5 separate regions of the Homo sapiens genome follow, and all the other regions are linked to region 3. A link is a contact called in ENCODE Hi-C or POLR2A ChIA-PET data. All regions are on one chromosome and are shown on one strand. Each heading gives the region's core, a stretch centred on a gene start or an enhancer-like site at or near the end of the contact. The rest is flanking DNA. Distances are from core to core; before and after follow the strand shown. Region 1 overlaps PCNX1 (pecanex 1). Region 2 holds the start of SIPA1L1 (signal induced proliferation associated 1 like 1). Region 3 holds the start of COX16 (cytochrome c oxidase assembly factor COX16). Region 4 holds the start of PCNX1 (pecanex 1). Region 5 overlaps PCNX1 (pecanex 1).

Region 1 (5,126 bases), core at 400-2,899, 760 kb after region 3:
GAGCTCTGCATGAGGAAATGGAAGGAGGAATATTGAAAATGATTCTAGGAAAGTGAACGTAAGAAAGGAAAATGGGTTTTCCTTTTCTGATCATGGGCTCTGGAAAGTATTCATGGCCTTTACCAGCATTCAGTATAAACCAGAGATAAGGACATATGTACTTACGTGTGTCTGTGAGTGTGTGTGTGTCTGAGTGTTATTCTGAACAGCTTGTAAATATTGTAGTTGTTTAAAATGGAAAATAAAAGCTGAGTTCTTTTGGCAAATATATTGCATCAAAAATACAGTATTGACAGTGGATAAAACACTGAGGAAATAAATTTTTTTTCATTTTGCCTTCTGTCCATTTTTTGTCAAACTGAGAAAAATTAGAGTACACTATATTAAGTTCTGTATGGCATGTTCACACTTGGTTCTGAAATCATTTTAAACAAGCTTTGGCCTGTAAACATGTGCTTCAACTTGCAATAGATCAAAAGCGTACATCATACTTCATGTTAAAACATGGTCTGTTTCACACTTTTCTTAGTGCAAGGGTTGTAGTTTGTCTTCTGAATTTATCTCGATGTTACATATTAACAATATTAGATAGAACATGTAGGATAAAAATGTTCAATCACAGACTAAACTACAATACAGAAAATGGAAAGAACATTTGGATTATGGTCATCAAAGGCAGGTACAAACTTGTTTGGTATATTTGCAGTGTGTACTAACTCAGTGATTTCACATATAATACAGAAAATGCAAGCTAATTTACAATGAGAATAGACATATTCTTGATTAAATCACTTATAATCCTTTAATGCATCATTTTAACTATTTATTAGTAAGAACCAGAACCAGCAGGATACAGATTATATGCCTTTTGCATCAGAGTCCAAATAATTTGCTATCTATCTTTCCTCTGGGGTCACAGTGGCATAAAACATCTTCAAAGAAAGGCATTCCCTGGATTAGTTGCATTCCTCGTAGAGCCAGAGATTCAAAGGGCTGTTGACGTGAAATTTAGGTCCCATAAAACTTCTTCCTTATTCTTTTTTTTAATCCAGATCCTGCACAACCTTATTCTTAAAGTGCAGTTTATGTAAGATTTTTCCTCCTAAAGGATCCAAAAATGTTTCGCTGAACTGTAGCCAATGAATCTTGCCATGTTAGGTGTGTTTTCCCCTGGGGAAGGGTGGAAAGCAACACTTTGTGAAGTAAGGGCATGACAGAATGGTGGCTTCCTGGGTATATAAGCACTTACTTATATAAAATATTTATTCTTAGCCTGAGCAATAGAGACCCCTTTTCTACAGAAAAACTTGAAAATTAGTCGAGCACAGTGGTGTGTGCCTGTAGTCCCAGCTACTTGGGAGGCTGAGGTGGGAAGATTACTCCGCCAGGAGGCGAAGGTTGCGGTGAGCTGAGATTGCACCACTGCACTCCAGCCTGGGTGACAAAGTGAGATGCTGTCTCCAAAAAAAAAAAAAAAATTTTTCCTCCATAGGTGCTTATCCAAGGCAACTAAATATAATTAAGCTTCATCCTTGGGAAAATGTAATTTAATGCAAGAGGATCCCAAGGTTGCTTTGCAATTTCTCAAGCATTAACAGCAAATAACTGGAGATGAATCTACCTTGTCTGTGAAACTTTTAAAGATGCCATTCAGTTTCAGTGCCCAGTGAACCATGCCAAAAGGGGAAAGTCATCTTTCAGTCCGAGGTTCCTTTTTTCTTATGAGAGCACTATTTACGGATACAGAAGCAACCGGCCCATATAAAAATACTCCACATCTGTGGCCTCATCTTAAAGCAAATATTCTTGACCTGTCTTTATCATATAAAGTCAACATTCCAGGATAGCACTGAACTTAACCAGATACCCAGTAGTGCCTCTGTGTGTTTGTAATACAGTTGACCCTTGAACGACGCAGGGATTAGGGGTGCCAACGCCCGGCACAGTTGAAAATCTGCATATAACTTTTGATTACCCCGAGTCAACTCCTGTGAACAAAGGCTATCTTGAATTTGGAGGAAAGAGACTATTTCAGTGAGATACAGAAATAAATACAGAGACTTTATTTTTGTGAGATACAGAGATTTGGCTTGGCAGTTATTTTCTTTCTGCAGTTCAAAGGAATCATTCCACTGTCTTCTACCTTTCATGATTTTTTTAGTCTTGTTGCTCTTTTAAGGGCAATGTATTTTTAATCCTCCAATTATTTTTGTCTTTGATTTTTAAAGCTTTCCATATAGTGCCTGTGTGTAGTTTTCTTTGTATTTATCTTGCCAAAGTGTTTTTTATTATCACTGAATCTTGGCCATTATCTCTTCAAATATTCCTTCTGCCATATTATTTTTCTCTCCTCCTCTCACACCACAATTATACACATATTTTACCATGTCCTTTATCTCATGTTCTTTTCTGAATTTCCTATCTTTGGTCTCTCCATATTTAGTTTAAATATTTTATTCTACATATCTTCCAGTTGTTATTTTTCTTTCATCATCTGTATCTAATATTCTGCTAAACTGATCTATTGAGTTATTAATTTTAATTTGTATATTTTTCAGTTCCAGAATTTGCATTTGATCCTCTAATATATTTCCAGTTACCTGCTGATGTTCTTGCTCACTATTTAATTTATTAAACATATTAACTACAGTTAAAGCTCATATATGATAATTCCAACATCTGGGTCTCCTGTGATTCTGTTTCTGTTGTTTTTTTTTTCCCCCTCTTGTTTCTCTGTTTTGTCTTTTGTCTGTGTATTTCTGATTGAATACCAGACACTGGTATTCATTCAGAATACATTCTGATTGAATGCCAGACACAGTATATGAAAATCTGTACATAATTGAGGCTGTAGATGTTATAATCTTCCTCAAGATGATCTACTTTTACTTTTGGCAAACAAGGTAGGAAATAAGGGAATGAGCTGTTTGGAAGATGATCTTCAGCCTTCTGAGAACTGATCTGTTTCTCTTTTACTACTAGGGTGTAGCCCTTTAGATATACAAACTTAAAGACTGGGTTTCATCTTTGGCGGGCCCTGAATTGTAATTACAAACACCCCAGCCTTGTGAAAGTCCAAAATCACTGCTCAGTTTCTCAGCCACTGCTTTCAAATTGGCAGATGTGGCACTGAAACCATCCCCAAGAAAACTTTATAAAATTGATTAAGGGAGAAAATAAAATTCAACTAGGTTTGCAGTACAATGAGCAGTAATCATTAAGCCAGCTTGCCCTTTGGCCTACTTCCCTGTAGCTGGCCGCTGCTTACTACCCCAGGAAAATGTAGGCCTTGTCACAAGACTTTGTTCTATAGCTAAAATCTAAGAGTTTCTCCTTTAGGTTTTGCATATCAACGAAACTACTGACACCGGCTGGCTGAAGGGCCCCGTAAGAAGCTGACTCATGGAAGAATAGTTTCCATATCCTATGATTTCATCTCTTTACCAGGACCAATCAACAACCCCAATTTTCCAGCCTGTTGTCCTCCACCATCCCCTTAAAGACACGCCCAGAACCCCTCGAGGGAACAGATTCATGGCTTGAGAATTCCCCTCCATTTTCTCATCCAGCAGCCTTGGATTATTAAATTCCAATGTTGCTGCAGTTCCCGTTGTCAGTGTAGTATTGATCTGTTGTCGCCCAGCGGGCATACAAACCTGGCAGTCCTGTTACAACACCAAATACCAGTCTTCCCTCTCTGGGCTTCCTTCTCTCTGGGGTCTTGGCCCCTAAAGTCGTAGTTACTGCGGTAGCACTCCAACACCTTCAAGTATATTTTTATGCTTTGTACAGCTTTCCTCATTATTTTTGATTGAAGGGTTGATCTGAAACAAGCTAACCTCTTGTCAAGTCTTTTCTTAATGTCAGTTGGCATCCTCACCCATCTATTACAACATCTAATTACTTAAACTTTGACTTGCCTTTGCCTTGACTTTACTGGCTATATTCTTTCATTTCAGATTCAGCCATGCCTTAGTTGCTAGCTAGCCTACTGATTGTACCCAGCCACTATTGGAGGGTTAGAGTAGTGAGAGGAGTGCACAGGGTTTTGTGGTACAAACCAATCCACTTGAATAATGGGAGCTGAGGGAAAACAAGATCAGTGGCCTCCAAAGTGGGTGTGGGCATGGCAGCTATCTGAAATCTGTGTCCCACCCAGTCCAAAATGTATCATAGAGGTAGGCCAGACACCTCAGGTAAAGCAGAGATGTCTAGACCAGTGACACATACGCAGGATCTGACCAACATTTTGTACTCTTGCAGGCTCTGGTTAGATGACAGAGTCACATTACTCATGATTTCAAGATCAGTGTTTTTTGTTACAGCACAGTGAGTTTTTTCCTGTTCACTTTTCTAGGCAGTGATTTTCCTGGCCTAAGGTCTTTTTTTTTTTTTTTTGAGATGGAGTCTTGCTTTGTTGCCCAGGCTGAAGTGCAGTGCACAATCTCGGCTCACTGCAACCTCTGCCCCCCAGGCTCAAGCAATTCTCCTGCCTCAGCCTCCTGAGTAGCTGGGATTACAGGCATGTGCCACTACGCTTGGCAAATTTTTTTGTATTTTTAGTAGAGAGGGGTTTCACCATGTTAGCCAGGATGGTCTCGATCTCCTGACCTTGTGATCTGCCTGCCTTGGCCTCCCAAAGTGCTGGGATTACAGGCGTGAGCCACCGTGCCCGGCCTGGCCTAAGGTCTTATTAACTCTCCTCCATTTCAGACATGACCCCCTGTGGAGTTATAGCTGCAACAATAGCAGAGACAGGATTTAGCCAATGCAGGGTGCTTTTCCAGCCCTAGCTTAACCTTTCCATTCATTCTAAATGAAATAAAATCTCCACAGGTAACCCAAGGACTGAAATAGGCTTCAGGTAAGAAGTGAGTGAACTTTGTATTTTTCCTGAGCTTGGTGGAATGAGTGTTTGGAAAAGTTAAATGGTTTAACTACTGAAAACCACCCAGGCCACAGGCATATGATTCATTTTGTGTGACCTTAGACTTTTTCTTGGAAGATTTGGGGCCAGAAAATAGGAAGCCAAAAATAGCTTCATTGGGATCAAATATTTTTCTTTCTGGAAACCAGAAAACTATTCAGTTCTGTAAGTTCCAACAAGTTCCTCATTAACATCACTA
Region 2 (4,699 bases), core at 168-2,667, 960 kb after region 3:
TACCCCCCACAGATGAAGAATCAGAGAGATTAAATAACTTCTCAAGGAGACTCAATTATTAGTGGCACAGAAAAACGTAAACCCTAGTTTGCTGACTTTGTCTAGTATCACTTAGGTTTCTAATACACAAACTTTCATTGACAGGATTTAAACTTGCAAGTGACTTACAAGTTTTGACTGCCTAGTCCTCATATGCTTAGGTTATGCTTTAGGTTTCTAGTTCTGTGGGACTGAGTTAAATAATGGTTTCCCCATGTTCATGGATAGGAATTTTAAAAATTGAGATATAATCCACATACAATGGTATCTATTTTTACTCATTCATTTTGAAATCTAAAGTTTAACTTCTATTCATAATATCCATTTTACTTAGGCAGTGAGTATATAATAACCCTCACCTCAGAAAAGTTTCTACAGTTAAAAGACACGGGCTGAGGAGAGTTCATCTTCATCCTTACTAGCATTTTGGAGTACGTATAAAGGCGTCTGCGGATGCCTAATGATTAAAAAAAAAGTTCCCCTCACCATGGTGAATAGGGTTTTTACGAGAAAAATATGGAGAAAGCAGAGATTATTACCATTGAAAAAGACAAGGTGTTAACAGAAATGGGAGGGTAGCTTGATAGAGTCCAAACTTGACTGAACTCTCTAGGTTAGGGCCAAAGGCAAGTACTGAGGACAGGCATGGACTGTTGCGTTCAACTTGTCAAAAAAGTGGCCAATATGTAGTATGGACCAAGCCTATAGAGGCGCTGAGAATACAGAGATGAATGAGCCAGTTCCTGAAGGAGCCCAGTCTGCGTGTGTTTGCGAGTTGAGAAGAGGAGGAGGGAGGCAGCATGGGGAGTGTGGGGATGGAGGAATTAGATTGAAAGAGAAGGCCGAAAAACTGAATATATAGTAGAAATTTGGGGTGCAGATATGTGCTGCCTAGAAAGGCAGAAACCTGTCCCAGAACCTCTTAATACATTAGTCTCATTTGCCAAATTTGGCCAGATATCATGACTGTGGTCCTCTCGAGATGCCCTCTTGAATCGGCTTAAAAATTATCCTTCCGCAACCACCCCTAGCTTTCCCCACCGCCAGTGCGCCGGGCAGGTTGAAAACTGCACCCACGTTTGCAGCCTCTGCTCTCCGCAGGAGACAGGAATCCAGGGCTTTGCCGTCGTCATAGCAACCAGAAGTTCCGCGGTCCCCTACCCTCCCGCGACTTTTTCCACTTCCTCCGCCTGCAGGGCCCAGCCGCCGCTTCTCTCGCGAGACTTGTGCGCCGCGCTAAGCCGCTCCGTGGTGATCTCACCCGAGACTTGGGGGAGAGGGAGGAGTGAAGGAGGGGAAGGAATGGGGCGGGAGGCGGGGCGGGGAGGGGAAGGGCGAGTGAGGCGCCGCCACTGCCGGCAACTTTGTGAGCGAGTTCAGTGCGTGCGTGAGCGAGTGAGCGAAAAGTCAGTGCAGCGCCGAGTCCCCGGCTGGAGGGTCCCCGGGGAGGGCCAGGTCTGGGCCCCAGAGGCCGCCCCCGCAGCCACTCCATTCCCTCCCGCCTCTGTGGCTCCCTCCCCATTTCCTCCCCCACCGGTCGTTGGGGCCTTCCCGCCCCCGTCCGCACTTACCTGTCCCCTCCCCCATGCGGTACGCACCTCCTCATCCCCCCCCCGGCAACCTCGCGCCCACCTTGGACCTTCGGAGCCCGGACCCCCGCACTTGCTTCCCGTACTGGCCGCCCCCTCAGTTCTTTCTGCTGGCGGGCGGGATGGGGGCGCTGAGCCTCGGGGACGGCGCGAGCGGGGGCCCGGGCGCCTAGACAATAGTTGATGCCCAAGGACGGGGCCACCTCCGCCTTCCCCTCCTCCGGGAGCTCGGCCCCCGCCGGCCCCCCGCCAGCCTGTATTCCGGGTCCCCCTCGGAGCCAGCCTCGGGAATTGGGCTGATTCCACCCCCGCCTCCCTCGGGCCCCCCTCCGCTCCGCGCTCGGCGCCCGCCTCGGGCCGGCCTCGCCGCTCTCCGCAGAGGAGGCGGCGAGTGAGCGCGCGCCGGCCGTCTACACGGTTTCTCTTTCTCCCCAGGGAGAGCGCGCGGCGGACGCGCCCGGGACGCGCGGCGGCACCGGGAGGCCGGGCCGAGCGGTAAGTGGTCCCCGCGCCCGGGTCCTGGGGGGAGCGGGGGTGCAGGACGGCTGACAGCCCCCTGCCCTGTTTCTGGCCGGGGTTGGGGTCCAGGGCCCGGAGCAGGACCCCAGGAGGCCGGTTAAAGTTTGATTTTCGATTTGGTGGCTTGCTGGTAGCTTAGCCCGGCGGGGGCGAGTCCGGCTTCACCGCGCCCGGCGCGCGCGCACGCACCCCAGAACCCGAATCTGCACAACTACTGGGCAGGCGTCTCTGCGGGAGGCCAGGAGACCCGCGTCCCGGTCCGGGCGGTTGCGTCCACCCCGCTGAGCTGGTCGCCACCTGGCGACCCTTCCCCTCCAGTCACCTGGGTGAGCGCTTTGCAGCCTGAGCTGGAGTAGGCAGGCCGAGTTGGTTGAGTTGTGGGAAATGGAGACGAACAGCTCGGTGCCCGAGGGTGGTTAATTTCCCCTTTGGGGGTCTTGGGGACATGAAATTTTGGGATGCTCTAACCTGCTTTCCGGGGAGCGAGTAAACCGCGAAAGGGCTGGGAAGGCGTGAGGGTGCCGCAAAAAGAACTTTTCCTCCTTCGCCCCATCTGTTACCAGCTTCTCTCCTGACCTTAAAGGAAATTTCCGAGGCTCTTAAATCGCTCCACGGCATTTCTAGGTGGACCAGTAATCGTGTTGGGCAGGTTGAAATTTCATCGCGGTTTGGAGAACAGAGAGACATGGGAAATGGCTCACTTCCAAGGAAGATGTTTAGCTAAATTGTTGGCATTCGTTTTCTAAGAGAAGCATTTGGGGATTGATGGCTCCTAGACTACGATTACCTTATAGATTTTATTTTTCCTGACGGGTAGTTTAGAGGCAGCATTCGCTGAAATGCATACTACCTGTGAAACGATCATGTTTCTAAACTGGAGCCAGCGATGTGATGCAAATTTCAGAATAAAGGTGTCGACTTTCATCAGGTTCCAGGTCTATCTGGATGGACTGGGATTGGCGTTTCCTCTATAAAGCAAACCTTTCATGTTGAAACTCTGAGTCAGACTCTTAAAGCCATTGTCTTTATGCTGGTACTCTGTGGGAGTTAAGTGTCAACTTTCTCCTGTTTTCTCCTATGGAGTATCCGTCCAAGGCAAAGATTCTCTGACTGAATCTTTTGGAAACGTGCAAGGTTAGATCATACTGAATTCTGCAGCCAGTTTAGTAATAATATTAGTTTTCTATATAATCCTGATTTAACGACTGTCATTTTTCTCTTCGTTTTTTGAAAGCTGCAATTAAGCTACCTTTACCAGGATTTAAAAAAGAGGATAATATGGAACAGTGGTAATAACAGTAGGTCTCAGCTAATTTATTATGGCCACCGATGTGTCCAACTATTAGATGACATCCCAGTTATTAACTACAATATTAATATTAAAACATTTTTCCCATGGAATCAATTATGCTAAAGCATTAACAATTAACAGTGCATTTAAAATGATGAGTGATTGTTTCCACATAAATGGTTAGAGGCAAAATAAGAGATTTGGGGGATGAATGGCTTTATGTCTCTGACAACTAATTTTCTTATTAATGCTTAAGTAAAGGACTCTTGAAGTTGACTGTCATTTGATTTTTCTAGTTGACTGAGTGAACAAGTTTGGTGAGTGGCTTGAGACAGTCAGTAGGTGTTGCTGTTGTTAGCTTCTCTGCAGTTCCTGCTTCTGCTCCTCGAGTTTGAAATTGCAATTCTGGTACAGTGAACTTTTAAAATCTGAAGTATCAGTCAGTGATAGTTGTGATTTCATTGGAGGAGTCTATGGCAAGGTTGACTTCAACTCCAGGTAATAATTGCAAAGCACCTCTCTGATACTTTGTACTGAGATTCATTTAACTCTTCTTTTGTCTCTGTCCTTACACTAGTATTTTCAGGCTTCTGCATTTGCTTTGCTTTTGCTTTGAAGTATGTGTGTAATTTTGGTATAGTGCCCCCATCTTCATTGTTTAGGAACTTTTAAAAAACACTTTCTAGTGAGTTTATTGAAGTCATAGATTGAAGATTGCTTGAGATTAGCAGTTTTGTAGACTTCGGGGGGATCTTGGTTGAGTTGTGATGTATATATGTTCTATCTTAAGTTGCAATCTGAATTTTTAGATAAATGACTGTTTTTCTTTTTTTAAAAATCTGTTTGAGCTGTGAAATGGGAGCATGAGGAGAGCTGAAATGGTATGAGAGTGGAATTTGATGGAAAGTTTGTCATGATTAATAATGTGACTATGTGCCTCTTATCAGTCCTTACCGTTGTATTATCATTGTTATTGGTCCGTATCAGTGCACAAATGAAGTATGAATATCCTGAAGATTTTTTGTTGACATCTCAGATTTGAGCCTTTTGGTTCACTGACCATATTAGATTTTCTCTATGGAAGACAAATAGACTCATTCCCATAATAAAGAACTAGAGCGCTGATAGAGCACACTTTTTTTTTTCCCCTTTGGATCAAATCATGGAAGTTCAAATCTGAAAATAAATTCAGAAATTTCTTTTTTTCCCCATAGCATCCCTATATTCCTAACCTTTTGAGTGGTGAGTCAAGCAATATTTA
Region 3 (5,199 bases), core at 612-3,111:
GGAAAACATCTGGCACATCCTAAAAAGTTGAAGAGTTACCATATGACCTAGCAATTCCACGTCTAGGTATATTCCCTACCTGAGAGAAATGAAAACATACTTCCACACAAAGCGTGTACATAAATGTTCATAGCAGCATTATTCATAATAGTCAAAAATTGAAACAACCCAAATGTTCATCAATTGATAAAATATATCCAAACAATGGAATTATATCCATCAAAAGGAATGAAGTATTGATATATGTTACAATGTGAATGAACCTTAAAAACATTCTAAGTGGAAGAATCCAGTCACAAAAAACCCACGTTGTATTAGTGTGTTAATATGAAATGTGCAGAATAAGCAAATTTACGGGTAGAAGTAGATTAGTGGTTTACCAGGCCAGCATTAAGAGGCAGGAAGAAATGGGAAGTGACTACTATTAGTTATGATGCTTTTTTGGGGGCAATGAAAATGTTCTAAAATTGTGGTGATGGCTCCATAACTAAGAATATACTAATATACGAATATATTAGTATACTAATATCGAATTTGCTAAAAACAACAATTTTTTTTTTTTTTTTTTTTTTTGGAGAGACAGAGGTCTTGCTGGTTTGGAACTCCTGACCTAAAGCGATCCTCCTGTCTTGGCTTCCCCTAACACTGGGATTACAGGTGTGAGCCATCGTGCTTGGCCCAGATACTTCAAATGGGTGAATCTTTTGGAGATTCCTAAAATCCACATTTGATGAATGTGGATTTTTCAAAACTGTGTAAAATATCCATTACCTTTCTAAGATCACTTCTTTCCTTTAGTCTGCTTAAATGGAAAAGCTGGTAATTTCATCTGCGCCAACATTCATACAAAATAAAAATATAGTCTGTATTTAAAAGCAGCTTTTGTTCATATGCTTTAATTATTTCATTTACTAACACATCAAGGCTTGCTGAAGCAAAATAACTGGCCCGTAATCAAAAAGCAAATAAGAGTCATCTGGATTTCAACTCTGGTTGTCTTAAGCCAGCCTCAGCCTGCATTTCATGACATCCTTAGGGAACTCAGTGTGGATATGGATGAAACCATATAAACACGGAAGCTGTTTTCAACGTGCTTTAGAAATTATAACACAGCAATCATTCTGGCTACAATGTGGCAGGCACCGTACTCAACACTTTATTCACAAGGTGTTATTAGTTCATCACAACTCTAAGTATTAAGCTAATTCACAAACTAGAAAGATGAAACAGAAAGATACCAGGAATTCGTGCAGTTAAATGGAATACATCTAGTCCCAATGATCCACAGTATCGTCAAAACATAGCTAAGTTGGGGGCGAGGAAGCAAGCTTAGTAATCATCCAAACTTGGCTTAAAGTGTGGTTCTGACTGAATTCTCTGAGCTTCAATTTACTTAACTGTGAATCAAGGGTAGTAACAATGACCGCGTTCGACGATGGGAAAGACGCCACGCTCACAAGCAGACAGATCCTAGTACACCTGAAATCCAACCGGGAGTGGGGGACAGCGGCGGGGAAGTGGGGGTGTGGAAAAGACTGGTGGAAGAGCTTTTAGGAAAGCTCTCACCCCGTCGCTAGCTCCTTCCTAGCCCGAGTGCCAGCCCTTAACTTCACATTTTACAGATTCCCTCCCAGGTCTTGATCCTGCCAAGGAGGAGGGTCCCACCCCTTGCGGAAGATCCTCCTCACTCCACTCACCAACATGGGGACTCCATAGCCGAGAGTCTTGTTCTTGCGAAAAGCACGCATCACCGCGGGTGCAAACATGAGTGAACTCTTCCATCGGCTCAGAACTCCAAGCGGGCCTAGCGCAGACTCCCAAATCTCAGCAGCTCACGCTCTCACCAAGACGAGTACGTCCTTAACTCACTTCCTTTTCCTTGGTTATTTGGTGCTCGGTCCTTAGTGAATGGTTTCCGCTAGGCAAAAGCAATCGAGCCATCGTAACATACTTGTGCGTCCGCCCAGAAATGTGGGCGTCAGCGTTTTTGGTTCCGTAACGTCGGCGTGCAATTGGGATTTAGAGATTTGAATCGGTTTACGATCACCACCAAATTGATCTGGAAACCAGTACTTCCCACGTTCTGGGTCCTAACTAACGTCTGCTTAGAACACTCCCTTAGGCACATAGCCACTCGATAAAATCAGCTAAGGAAAAAAGTATTTTGAGGCCGGGCGCGGTGGCCTGGGTGGGTGGCCTGTAATCCCAGCACTTTGGGAGGCCGAGGCCGGTAGATCACCTGAGGTCAGGAGTTCTAGATCAGCCTGGTCAACATGGTAAAACCCCGTCTCTATTAAAAAAAAAAAATACAAAAATTAGCCGGGCGTGGTGGCAGGCGCCTGTAATCCCAGCTACTGGGGGGCCGAGGCAGGAGAATCGCTTGAACCCGGGAGGCGGAGGTTGCAATGAGCAGAGATCGCGCCATCGCACTCCAGCCTGGGGAACAAGAGCGAGACTTCGTCTCAAAAAGAAAAAAGAAAAAAAAGTATTTTGAAGCTGGTACTCCAGTCTTTATGGCTATTTGTGGGATGAGGAATTTGCCAGTTTAATGGAGACTTTTAAAAATAAATCGCTTTTGAAAGATTAGGTTGAAATGTAATCAGTGTAGTGTCTCATCAGTCATTACTGAACTTTTAATGCTAATGATTTTACTGTGAGATAACCTGTAATCTTTAGTCATTTATGAATGTCTATTTACCAATGATTCAGCAACCATACAGGCCACCTTTCAGCGTGTCTTTGAAAGGGTTCTAGGAACACAGATAAAAATATATGATCCTTACCTTAAAGACACTGGCGATTTCATGGGCACAGAAACAAACATGTGTGAAGTACTGGGATAGCTTAGGAAGCCGATCCCCCACGTGTCCCATTTACCAGAGTGAATCAGAGTGCAGGTGATGCGGAATATTATCTTCCATGCTATTCCTGAAATATTTCCATCTGTCCCTGCCTCTCTGTTACCACTGAAATGTTCCTTTTTTTAATTCCTTATCATCTTTTCACCTATTAAAGTAGCCTCTTAAGTGGTCTCCAGAAGAGAAGCTCCAGATCTACTGCAGGCTACTCCAGTGAAACTTATCCTTTTGGCTAAGATCAAGTGTAGTATCTGTTCTTAACAGTTTAATATTTGACACATTCTCTATCCAAGGAAAATATGTTAAATGGGTTTTTGAAGCAAGGAGATGGAATAGGAGTTTGCTCCACCACTCTACACATCAACCTGTATTTCAATACCTCCAGAAACCCAGGAACGGTGCATCTCTCCCATCTTATTTACTTCCTTTTGATATTTCAAAATTCATGCAGACCAGGCATGGTGGCTCATGCCTGTAATACCTGCAGTTTGGGAGGCTGAGGCAGGAGGATCATTTGAGCCCAGGAGTTCGAGACCAGCCTGAGCAACAAAGCAAGACCCCATCTTTACAAATAATAATAATAATAATAAATTAGCCAGGCATGGTGGGGTCTCAGCTACTTGGGAAGCTGAGGTGGGAAGATCACTTGAGCCCAGGAGGTCCAGGCTACAGTGAGCCGTGATCATGCCACTGCACTGCAGCCTGGGTGACACAGCTAGACCCTGTTTCAAAAATAAATAAATAAATCTCACGTGGCATCCAGGTTAGTTAAGCGTATCACATCTCCTACTTTCCCTAAGATCCTAGAAGCCAAAGGCGCTGCTCTAAAACTCTAGCGTTTTCCTACATCTTCACTACATAAAACATCAGCCTACTGGATACTACTCCATCAAAACCCGGCACCTAAGTAGTAGCTAATAATGGGTTAAATCGTATACATATATTCAAAATAATGCTAGAGTCGATAATCTTACACTTTTCAGATAAGGCATCTATCCAATTTAAGGCACTCTATGTCTTTAGTATCTTGTTTGTTCAATCACTCAAATAAGCATTTATTGAGAACCTTGAAATGGCCCTGAAGGAGTAACTGTGAACAGTAGGAATTACAGGTATGCCGGCAGATTGTCAGGGGACAAAATCTGTGACACTGAGGAATGTAAGCACCTATCAAATCATACTACATAGGTGGTAAATTTTACCAGCTATGCATAGCGCCCTTCTTAAGCATCACTACTGTATACTTCAGTTTTTCCATCTGTTAAATCGGAATGAGTGATATTTGTCATCAGTTTACGATTCTCACAAAAAGGGAACACAAAATTTCTTACCAGTATGGAATCTGTTGCCTTCCCAGAAATATGACTCAAATTCCATGTGTTTCCATTGTTAATAAACAGTTAAAATGCTGACTCAGCTATCTTAACTGTAAGAAGTTACAAAAAATGTATATTCAGGAAATGGGGCATCTCCACCATCTATGCCAGTCCCTGAGGACTGGTATGTACTTGATATCCAGGCAGGTTATATTATCCTCTAGTATCTGCTCTACCAGCATTTAACTCATGCAAGTACATGGGAGCGTTGTTATAAAACAAAAACAAAAACACCAGTCTTCTTGAGAGCTTTAGTCCTGAAGTTAGGTTTTAGAATTATGGCCAGAACTGGCCAGCCACAGTGGCTCATACCTGTAATCCCAGCACTTTGGGAGGCCGAGGCGGGCAGATCACCTGAGGTCAGGAGTTTGAGACCAGCCTGGCCAACATGGTGAAACCCTGTCTCTACTAAAACTACAAAAATTAGCCGGGCATGAAGGCGCATGACTGTAATCCCAGCTACTCGGGAGGCTGAGGCAGGAGAATCACTTGAACTCGGGAGGTGGAGGCTGCAATGAGCCGAGATGGTGCCACTGCACTCCAGCCTGGGCAACAGAGCAGAATTATGGCCAGAATTCATGGCTATGGTAATCGAAAGATTAGTTACTTCATGAATCTTTGTTTACTTTGATAATGCCATTGAATCTACTAATTGTTTTTTTTTTTTGAGACAGGTTCTGCTATATTGTTCAGGCTGGTCTTGAACTCCTGGGCTCAAACAATCCTCCTGCCTTGGCCTCCTAAGTAGCTGGGACTACAGGTGTGTGCTACCATGCTTGGCTTACCATCTAATTTGATTCACTCAAAAACCTTATGATAGGGGCAGAACATGATGCCAGACTCATCTTATAGGTTAACAGACTAAGGCTCAGAAAAGTTAAGAGGCAAACACAAGGTCTCACTTTGGAAGGGGTACAAATATCCCAAACAGAACTAAATTTCCTGTAGAATTGGACAATACTGAC
Region 4 (5,093 bases), core at 1,710-4,209, 550 kb after region 3:
ATGTCAAATGGTGATTTGGTAGTATGTCATGGCTGCTAACTTTGACATGCTAAGTGTAACATTATTAATGGCTTCTATGCATGGCTAAGAGGGTTAACACTTAGCAAAATTAGTTCCCTGGATTTTTGTCCTGCTGTTATATTTTATGGGCATGATGGAGTGTGCTACCTTGAGTAAACCATTTAACCTCTCTCTGCCTTAGCTTCTAGTTTATAAAATAGGAAGCTTGTTGTGGCAGGCAGTATTCACAAACATTTTGAGAGCTACAGAGAGCGCTGTAGGATTGTCTTTCTCCCCGCCCCCTCATTCCCCCCCATCCACCCCGTCCCAATGACTGAGTCAGTCATTTGGAAAGGTCAGCTTTTTCACTGGATACTCTCAATTGCTACTCCCTAAGTCAGTTAATTAGTATTTTTCTAAAATGCTCCTACCAGTCCAGAGCTGAAAGATGTAGTCTCTAACTGCTGTTTCTACTCTCTGGGCCTGCCAATCCTGCTAACCCCTTTTCACCCAATGGCTATTGCCATGTGACTCACACCTCAGGTTCTGGGATCAATCCCAGTCATTTTGGAGGGCAACTAGAGCTTTATATTAACACTCTGGGACTTCAACATAAGGCAACCATGCTCAGTGTGAAGTTTGGTCCTAGTTCTAGGTATTAGGCTCCTGCTTTGTTTGTAAGTCTCACTCTGTCCCCCCAGATCCAGCCTTTGAATATTTGTTTTGTCCTGCTGGGTCCTCAAACTTGGGCCTCCAGTGAGTATCTCAGTAGCTCAAGGATCTGAGTTCTATTTGTTTTCATCAATTCCCTGTAGAAACGAAAGGGCAGACCTAGAAAACCCCAGCACTGAAGCTGGGGCCTTGCTATAAGCAACACACTTTCTCAAGGCTTGCCGTGATTTCCCAATTTTTGCCCACTCCTGGATTTTCCAAGGCTATGTGTTCCAGCTGTCCATTGGCTTACAACACCCACATTCTCTGTTTAACAGGCCTGATGCCGGCTGCCTTCCTGGCCTGCTGCCGGTTCCATATCCTCCAGATACTGCATTCTGGCTGAACGTTTATCACGCCAGCTGGGTTGGCCTCCGATTCCACGGATGTATCTGGTTCTAGTTTCCATTTCTCCCCATCCACCTCACCCTCATTACAGTTAATCCTTTTATATTAAACCATAGCGGATCTTTGCTGTTGTGGAAACTGATGTGGTATTGGAATTTTATCCTTGTTTACATCTTTCTTTGTGTTGGAAAGGTTGGGATTACTTCCAAAACCTTCCCAGAGAGCTTTCCTGTCTCCTTTAGGGGAAACAAATGAAAACTTGACAATAGCTGGTATCTATGACACCAGCTTCAAGGCCACTATTTTAATTGTAAAATTGCATTATTTAATCATAATTTTGCTTTTAGATATACAAATATATTTTAAAGTATATTTTGTCCAGTGTTTACTCACAGCTCTCAATTTCAAGGTATCTTACTGGAACTCAGTGGCTTTGTGGTTATAAGGACATAAACAAATCAAGGCTAGGGATGGTGTGGTGTTCTACAGTGGTAAGCTACATTAGAATCCTCCGGAGGACTTGTTAAAACAGATTGCTGGGTACCACCCCACAGAGTGTCTATAGAATGATGCCCTAAGAATTTGCACTTTGACGAAAACTGGTCATGTATTTAAGCTGGTCACAGATAACCAGAAGGTGCTGAACTGTTCTTAATCAATTCAAACTTTTACCTGAAATGGATAATAAGGTGGAGAGCCTTGAGAAATGAACTTCCAAAGTTCAGTGCATGCAGTTAGCATGACTGCTGGTTTTAGAGTTCTCAACCACTTATTGCTTATGAGCAATAAGTGGCCATAAGCATTTGGCCAATCACTTACTTGAGTTTACAGGTTTTCTCATCCATAAAATAACAATAGCTGCTATGCTGCCCTCAAAGGGTTGTCCTGAGGTCTGAATGGAATGGGTGTGATAGTGTCTGAGCAACTATAAAGTGGTATGGCACTGGGAGGTATTGTAACGGTTTTTCATTACTCTTCTTAAAATATCACCAGTTTCCTTTGGCTCTTGTTTCCCTCATTAATTATAGCAACTGTAATCTGGGAATACACAGTACTTTTATTGCCATAAAAGCCAAACTTCAATAAACTCAAATTTCAAACTTTTCTATAAAATTTTATTCAGTGAGATCAGACACGCCTTATAAACATTACACAGAGCCAAGAATGATTCCGTTTTTACAGCTATAAAAAGAGATCTACAAGACCCTATTGTAATTTGGGGTGGCGTCACGGTTAATCTTTTTCAACCCTGTTTAGATTGGCCCATTAATAAAAATGGCTGCTAGTTACAGCACATTTAAAAATACAATCACCGCGTACAAATGGTAACCTGTCCACTCCATACTTCCATGTCCTGTGCCGCTTCTATTAACTTGTCTTTGGAAGTAGTAAATTCTCCCAGTCTGGACGTGGCTATTTTTTCTCACACACGGGCCAACACAGTTCTTGCTCAACTTGGGTGCGTTTATGACTTTTCAACAGTGTCATCAGCCGTACCTAACTCTTCCAGGCCTTCAGTATCTCAGGTGTTAGCTTCAGTTGTTCCTAGGTCTTTCACAAATATCATAAATGACAGGCAGGACGCTTTTCTGGAGTCAAGATCTGTTAGTTTCGGAGTCAGAAAGACCCCGTTTAGAGACTCGTAGGCGAACTTGCCAGGGGGCCTACCAGGGGCAGAATGGGGTCCTCCGGACCAGCCAGCCGCGTCTCAGCCACCTCCGCAGCCCCCGGGGCCCTGAACCCCGGCCGCGTTGACGCGCGCTTCTCCCGGACGTCGGCAGGAGGCGCCCGCGGCGGACCAGGCGCGGCGCGCACCGTAGCCGGCCCAGGGGGCGGAGGGAGCGGAGAGGAGGAGCTGGAGGGGGCGCGGCTTCCTCTCGGTCGCTCCCTGGCGCCGGGCCTCTTTCTCTGCCTGGCCCAGGGCTGGCGGCCGGCGGGGGTCGCGGCGGCGGCAGTGGGGGCGCTGGCGGGCCGCGGGTGGCGGGGGCCGGGCCGCGGCTCCGGGTGTTAGGAGACAAGATGGCGGCGGCTCTCAGAAGGCCGGTCTCCTCCTCTCCGCCGTCCTCCGCCCCGCCGCTCGCCGCCTCCTCCTCTCGGGTCTCCTCCTCCTCGTTTGCTGCCTCCTCCTCCTCCTGCAGCAGCACCAGCGACCGCCGAAGCGCCGGCTCGCTCACCCGGAGCTCCGGAGGTGGATAGACGGGGCAGCTGCAGGCTCCGGCGACCGAGGCCGAGCTGGGGCCGGGGCGGGGACGGCGGCGGCGGCGGCGGCGACGGCGGCGGCGCCGGGTGGGGATGGGGTCGCAGACGCTGCAGATCCTCCGACAGGGGGTGTGGGCCGCGCTCAGCGGGGGCTGGTACTACGACCCGCACCAGGCCACCTTCGTGAACGCGCTGCACCTCTACCTGTGGCTCTTTCTGCTGGGCCTGCCCTTCACCCTCTACATGGTGAGTGTGGGGGCGGGGAGCGGGTGGCTCCTTCCCCGCGAGCCGGTGGGGAGATGCTGGGGTCGCGCCCTCTTCCTCTTCCACGGGGTCTCGTCCCCCGGGGGCCGCCACCCTCTCGGTGTGAGGCTCCCCGCCCCCACTGCGTGCTCCCACTCCTCTCTTCGGGGCTTTCCTGGTTTCGGAGGTGACACGAGCAACGAGCCCACGGCAACCCGCGCCGGCCGCCCCCGCCCGCTCACTGGGAAGCGGCAGCGTCCTAGGCCCCTTCTCGGGGTTCCCTCCTGCGGCCACTCGGCTAGGCCGTCCCCGCCGGGGCCCCCCGCCCGTGGGGCTGTGTGGCAGGCGCCGAGCGCTCTGCGGCTTTAGGGGACGCCGCATCCATCCTTGGCACGCTGGGTTCCTCGGGCGCCCGGCATCCGGCACTGCCCGCCCCCGCCGCGGCCCTCGTCCGGGGCTCCCGGGAGAGGCCGCCCGCCGCCTCGCCGCTAATCCGCGTGCGGAGCCCCGGGAGCGCGGGGGACCGTGCGGCTCTGCTCCGAGTGTGTGTGGGGGTCGTCCGGGCTCGTCCTCCAGGGGTCCTGGGTGGTGGCTGAAAACCCGGCTCGGAACCCTCCTGCCTCTAAAAAACCGTTGTTGTGCTTCGCAGCGGTTCTTCTCTGTTCGGCCCCGTGGCCGGTGGCCGTGGTGCTTCCTGGCCTCCCTGGGGGGAGGGAGCGGGGAGATAACGGGGAATCTGGCTGGCATTTCAGCAGATTTGTTTGGCTTGGTTCAAGGCCTTTGGCGGATAGGAGTAGGGAGAGAGAGTACTGCCTGTTGCTGAATTCGGTGCGATCAGCTTCTCTGAATCATCTGTGTTTTTAAAGCAACATTGAAAGTTGTTAAGCGCAGTTTCTAAAGCACAGGTTAGGGTGGGGCGTTAGGGAAACTCGTGTGGACAGAGATGTTACTTAAGGCTTCATATAAAATTTTAAAGTAGTCAGAGGGGAGGAAAGGATCTGAACTTTTTATTTTAGGAGAATTCCTTTGAATGTATTTCTGCTAACTTTGAGGTTCTTTGTGGAGCTAGAGACAGGGTGCTGAGTTAGAAAATCCCGGAGGACCACTATGAGAAGTGCAAAAGGTGAGGACACCCAATTCTTCCCTAAGTGAAGTTCAGTTTCACTAATTGGCAGGAAAAGTGTCTGCTTGAGGGAAGATGTGCACATTCTCAAGCAGATTCACATTTTTCGTTGAAATTGTTTTGAAGGGACTTATTGTTTGAGGTTAAAAAAAAAAGCCATTAAGAAATGCTGATGGCTTGTGGCTTGTTTTATTAGGGGGACTTGTTCAGTCTTGTTGCATTCTGAAAATTTATCGTGAAGTATTATAATTTTCAATTAATTTTGGCCTAGGGAGTTCTATTTGCACTACTATACCTTCCAGGAATATGACATCATTAATGAACGGGTTAATTACTTTGGGTTTAAGAATCCTCAGGCTGTCACAAAATTTTCAAAGCAAATTTCTTCTATGTCCAGAAGAATTGTAGATTTAAAACTGAAAATGATTTTTGAGAGGTAAGGATTAGTTGCTGGGTCCAGTGTAAGATT
Region 5 (4,999 bases), core at 1,729-4,228, 610 kb after region 3:
GGTGCCTTGTACTTGGGTGCTTTTTTGGAATTACAGTACCCTATCATTGTTTCTTTGCTTCTGTGGACTGCCCTATCTAACCCTATATCCCATTCCTAAAACTGAAAAGACCTTTACATGTACTGTGTGGGCCGGGCGCAGTGGCTCATGCCTGTAATCCCAGCACTTTGGGAGGCTGAGGTGGGTGGAGTTCGAGACCAGCCTGGGCAACATGGCGAAACCCTGTCTCTACTAAAAATATAAAAATTATCCAGGGTAATGGTACACGCCTGTAATCCTAGCTACTCAGGAGGTTGAGGCACGAGAATCGCTTGAACCTGGGAGGCGGAGGTTGTAGTGAGCCGAGATCGTGTGACTGCACTCCAGCCTGGGTGAAAGAGCGAGACTCTGTCACAAATAGAGAAACACACGCACACATACAGGTACATATGTATGTATGTATGTATGTATGTATGTACTATGTGGTATGGAAACTTTTTTAAAACAATTAAAGGTGAATCAACTGGCTGTGGTGGCTGATGCCTGTAACCCCAGCATTTTGGGAGGCCAAGGCAGGAGGATCGCTTGAGTCCAGGAGTTTGAATCCAGCCTGGGTAACATAGTGAGATGCCTGTCTCTACAAAAAGTAATAAAAAAAATTTACCCGGGCATGATGGTGTGTGCCTATAGTCTCAGCTACTTGGGAGGCTGAGGTGGGAGGATCGCTTGATCCCAGGAGGTTGAGGCAGCAATAAGTTGTGGTAGTGCCACCGCACTCCAGCCTGGGCAACAGAGGGAGACCCTTTCTCTCTCTCTCAGTCAATCAACCAATCAATCAGTCAATATCAATTTCTTTGAGAATTATAATATCCTTTTCTGTAATATGAGACCATTACAGTGTCTCAACAACTAGATAATAATCTCAGAGGGGTTGGTGCCCTTGTGTTTAGGGATTATATATCTTATTTTATATCTGGAAAGTACCATATGCAAACAAGATTTTTATAGTCTGGTAGGTTGGGAATTATATACACACGAATCTACCCTTGCAACTATACATTAACATAGACAGTGATGTCTAACATGCACTGGGTGCATACTATTGGCCAAGTTTGGGGTCAACATACTTTTCTCTAAAGGACCAGATAGCTTTGTAGGCCATGTGGTCTCTCTTGCTACTCAGCTACTCAACTCTGCCATTGTAGAGTGAAAGGAGTCATAAACGATACATAAATAGTGGGCATGGCTGTGCCATCCTAAAATTTGGTTTATAAAAACAAGTTTGAGGGCTGGATTTGGCTTCATGGGACTTAGTTTGTCAACCCCTGGTTTAAGTCCTCTTCTAAGCATTTTATATGCATTTACCCAGTTAATCTTCACTATAAACGTTTGAAGTTGGCACTGTTATTATTCTCACTTTACAGATAAGCATGTTATTGCTTAGAGAGAAATTATAAGAAACTTGCTCAAAGTCCCACAGCTACAAAGTGACAGTCCTATAATTCAAATCTAGTTTTGAATTATGCTTTTTAAAATCTATGCTATACTACTTTATATAGTTTTTTTTTTTTTTTTTTTTTTTTTTTTTTTTTTTTTTTTGAGACGGAGTCTCGCTCTGTCGCCCAGGCCGGACTGCGGACTGCAGTGGCGCAATCTCGACTCACTGCAAGCTCCGCTTCCCGGGTTCACGCCATTCTCCTGCCTCAGCCTCCCGAGTAGCTGGGACTACAGGCGCCCGCCACCGCGCCCGGCTAATTTTTTGTATTTTTAGTAGAGACGGGGTTTCACCTTGTTAGCCAGGATGGTCTCGATCTCCTGACCTCATGATCCACCCGCCTCGGCCTCCCAAAGTGCTGGGATTACAGGCGTGAGCCACCGCGCCCGGCCTATAGTTTTAAAACTTGCTTTTATCATGCAACATTTTTCCATATGTTTAACATTTAACAAATATTGTCGAGTACTCTTGGCACTGTTTTAAGTACTGGAAATAAATCAGTGAACAAAAAGACAAAAAGTTCCACCCTCATGTGGCTTCTCTACTATTAATATGGAATCATACTGGTAGCAATCAACATATACTGTAGTAAGTAGAGACAGAAGATAGGGATTGGTGGGGACTAGGGAAATTTTAATTTTAAATAGAGTAGTTGAGGGCGGGCTTCTCTGAGAGCAAAGACCTGAAGAAGGAGGAGTGAGCTCTCAGGATATCTGAGGGGAGGGGCCCCCTCCACGCAGAGGGAACAGCAAGGGCAAAGCCCTAAAGCAAGAGCATGCCTGTCAGGTTTGAGAAATATTGTGGCTGGCTCAGAGTAAGTGAAGGGCCAAACAGTATGGAGTTTTGCAAGCCATTTTAAAGGTGCTAATTTTAATTCTGAGTGAGATAAGGAACTGCTAAAGGGTTGTATTTCATTTCAGTGGAATCACTCCGGCTCCTATTTTGAGGAATATATTAAAAGGGGCAAAAGTTGAAGCAGGGACCTCACTCAGCAGATTATTGCAGCAATCCAGAACACAGATCAGAGTAGTGAGAAGTAGTCTGACTGTGTGTGTAGAAGATACTAAGAAGATAGGTTATGGATTTGGATATACTATGTGAGAGAAGTAGTGGTCATAGATGAAGGCTTTTGAGTTACGCATCAGGGAGGATGGGGGCCCGCCAACTGAAAGGGGAAAGACTGAGGAGGAGCAGATTCAGGGTGGGGAGAGCAAGGGGGGTAAGTTAGGGGGTTCAGTTCAGGGCCTATCAGGTGCTGTTAGACCTGTAAGCAGCAATGAGTAGATAAGAGAGGTCCAGATTTCAGGTAAGAGGTCTAGGTTGGGGGTTTTAGATTCAGGAGTTGTCAGTGGATAAATAAAAACAACAACAAAAATCAGTCATGTCAGTTAAGGGGTTGGGTATTATTAAGTTGATGAAGTATCAGGGCAAGCATACTTGTTAGCTGCTTGGGGTTTATGTGGCCTTTACTTCTTGATCCAAATCCCTTTTCTTGGCTATGGTTTGGCGCCACCTAGTGGCAAATGTTCATGCTGGCTTAAATATCGTTTGGTACTCTTACTCCTCTGGTTTGGATTTACAGGATCCAAACCAAGGATCCAAGCCTTTAGTTGGTTAACAGTTAGTTGATTAGTTGGCACTCATTTTGTCACATGATTCAGGATGACTGGGGGAAAACAGGATATTGGGGTATATCTTTAACTTTTTCACTTCTAAGATAATCTACAGTTTCCCTACCTCTCGCTCATACCTTCCCTATCCAAGATCAGAACTTCAGACCGTCCCCATGGGAATATGAGGGCTGGGTAGAAGGTAGAGGAACTAGTTACAGGTATTTCTGAATTTCAGTTTGTCATGGGGATAGAAAACTGGATAAGATTTACAAAGAGGGAGTATAGGTAGAAAAGTGAAAAGTTCTAGCTGGGTGCGGTGACTTACCCCTATAATCCCAGCACTTCGAGAGGCCAAGGTGGGAGTATGGCTGGAGGCCAGGAGTTCAATACCAGCCTGGGCAACATGGTGAAGCCCTGCCTTTAAGAAAAAATACAAAAAATTACCTGGGTGTGGTGCAGTGTACCTGTAGCTCAGCTACCCAAGAGGCTGAGGCAGGAGGATTGCTTGAGCCTAGGAGATCAAGACTGCAGTGAGCCATGATTGCAGCACTACACTCCAGCCTGAGTGACAGAGCAACACTCTGTCTCAAAAAAAAAAAAAAAAAGAAAAAGTGAAAAGTTTTAAGATGTGAACCCTGAGCCTCTTTAGTTTAAGAAGTCCAGGAGACTGAGTAGGAACAACTAGTGAGATCAAAGGAAAACCAAGACTGTTATCCACCTGTGTTCAAGGAGAATGGATTGACCAGCTTTGTCAAGTGCTGCCGATAGGTCAGGTGACATGCAGACTGAGACTTGACCATTGGATTGAACAATTTAGGGGGTGTTGGTGACCTTGATAAGCACGGTCTTAGGGGAGTTGAATTGGAATACAAAGAGAATTGGAGGAGAAGAATCAGACAGTGAATACAGACAACTCTTTCAGTGAATTTTTGTAAAGGTGATAGCAAGCAGGAGAAGTAAAGATGAGGGATTTCGATTTTGTAAGATGTTGTAAGAGATATAACAACATGTTTGTATAATTGATTATTATCCATAATCAATTGATAGGGATGATCAGAGAGAGAAAGAAGGTATGATTTTTGTTTATAAAAGTAACATATATGTTAACTTTAGAAAATATAGTTAAGTATGAAGAAAAAATTTAGACCTCTGCCACTGATAAACTTTTTTTTGCATATCATTTTTTCATATTTTTTTGCTTTGATATAATTCAGTGGTTTTTAGAATATTATGCATCCATCACCACTATCTAAATCCAGAACATTTTCATTACTCCAGTAAGAAACCTGCACCCATTACACTCCCCATTTCCCCTTCAAGCAGCCCCTGACAACCTCTAGTTTACTGTTTCTTTGAATTTGCCTATTCTGGACATTTCATATAAACACAATTATATGTGGTTTTTTTTTTTTTAATGTGTCTGGCTTCTTTCATTTACCTTATTCTGGCATGTATCAGGATGTTATTTCTTTTTATGGCTAACTGTGGTATATCACTTTTCGCATTTATAAAAATATACGCCCATATACCATTAGCATTCATTTAAACTTACAGAACTGGAATTGTGGTTTTTTTTGTTGTTTTTTTTTTTTTTTTTGAGAGGGAGTCTCGCTCTGTTGCCCAGGATGGAGTGTGCAGTGGTGTATTTTTAGTAGAGATGGGGTTTCACCATGTTGGCCAGGCTGATCTCGAACTCCTGACCTCGTGATCCACCTGCCTCGGCCTCCCAAAGTGCTGGGATTACAGGCGTGAGCCACTGCACCCAGCCAGTGCCACCTTTTTCACTTAATTATTTTCTCATGTTATTACATAATCTTTGAAAATGTTTTTAGTGCCTGTATGAAATTATTAGTGGACCACATATTCAATCGTTATTTATAGGACATTGTTATACTTTTTGTGCTTTAAGAAC

What was found. A loop is a pair of places that touch in the nucleus more often than their neighbours do. ChIA-PET counts read pairs that join two places held with the same protein, here RNA polymerase II (POLR2A). Pooled maps may share reads with other maps.
Region 1: POLR2A ChIA-PET joins it to region 3 with 11 read pairs in T-cell. The contact joins the enhancer-like site here to the promoter of COX16 in region 3. POLR2A ChIA-PET finds 5 or more read pairs at or near these places in 3 of 52 experiments (T-cell, activated CD4-positive, alpha-beta T cell and activated naive CD4-positive, alpha-beta T cell).
Region 2: a map of CD4-positive, alpha-beta T cell shows a loop between it and region 3 (7-fold over the local background). The contact joins the promoter of SIPA1L1 here to the promoter of COX16 in region 3. A Hi-C loop is called at or near these places in 2 of 168 maps with a recorded cell type or tissue (CD4-positive, alpha-beta T cell and CD8-positive, alpha-beta T cell) and 6 of 50 pooled maps.
Region 4: a loop to region 3 is called in a map of PC-3, with 9 times the contacts of the local background. The contact joins the promoter of PCNX1 here to the promoter of COX16 in region 3. A Hi-C loop is called at or near these places in 1 of 168 maps with a recorded cell type or tissue (PC-3) and 12 of 50 pooled maps. POLR2A ChIA-PET finds 5 or more read pairs at or near these places in 1 of 52 experiments (T-cell).
Region 5: a loop to region 3 is called in a pooled map, with 4 times the contacts of the local background. The contact joins the enhancer-like site here to the promoter of COX16 in region 3. A Hi-C loop is called at or near these places in 7 of 50 pooled maps. POLR2A ChIA-PET finds 5 or more read pairs at or near these places in 2 of 52 experiments (GM12878 and OCI-LY7).

The regions. Positions count from the first base shown.
Region 1 is chr14:71,115,047-71,120,172 of GRCh38, forward strand. It overlaps PCNX1 (pecanex 1), which reads left to right. Exons shown (of 36, transcript NM_014982.3): 36 at 1-336. Among named protein-coding and RNA genes, the nearest start is that of SIPA1L1, 200 kb to the right of the region's middle. RefSeq lists a silencer at 1,686-1,980. Within about 2 kb of position 1,650, at least 3 of the 41 ENCODE cell types and tissues checked have a DNase peak (open chromatin) inside an H3K27ac peak, as active enhancers do.
Region 2 is chr14:71,319,059-71,323,757 of GRCh38, forward strand. It overlaps SIPA1L1 (signal induced proliferation associated 1 like 1), which reads left to right and starts at 1,418. Exons shown (of 24, transcript NM_001386936.1): 1 at 1,418-1,445; 2 at 2,064-2,123. It overlaps SIPA1L1-AS1 (SIPA1L1 antisense RNA 1), which reads right to left and starts at 2,790. Exons shown (of 4, transcript NR_184180.1): 1 at 2,616-2,790. RefSeq lists an enhancer at 897-1,056 and a silencer at 1,317-2,336.
Region 3 is chr14:70,357,822-70,363,020 of GRCh38, forward strand. It overlaps COX16 (cytochrome c oxidase assembly factor COX16), which reads right to left and starts at 1,862. Exons shown (of 4, transcript NM_016468.7): 1 at 1,698-1,862. The coding sequence starts at 1,766. The region is part of intron 3 of SYNJ2BP-COX16 (SYNJ2BP-COX16 readthrough); the gene reads right to left. It also overlaps the pseudogene RNU2-51P. RefSeq lists enhancers at 1,582-1,891, 2,352-2,441.
Region 4 is chr14:70,904,500-70,909,592 of GRCh38, forward strand. It overlaps PCNX1 (pecanex 1), which reads left to right and starts at 2,960. Exons shown (of 36, transcript NM_014982.3): 1 at 2,960-3,504. The coding sequence starts at 3,352. RefSeq lists silencers at 2,863-3,052, 3,273-3,612, 3,773-4,112.
Region 5 is chr14:70,969,578-70,974,576 of GRCh38, forward strand. The region is part of intron 5 of PCNX1 (pecanex 1); the gene reads left to right. Among named protein-coding and RNA genes, the nearest start is that of PCNX1, 65 kb to the left of the region's middle. Within about 2 kb of position 2,979, at least 3 of the 41 ENCODE cell types and tissues checked have a DNase peak (open chromatin) inside an H3K27ac peak, as active enhancers do.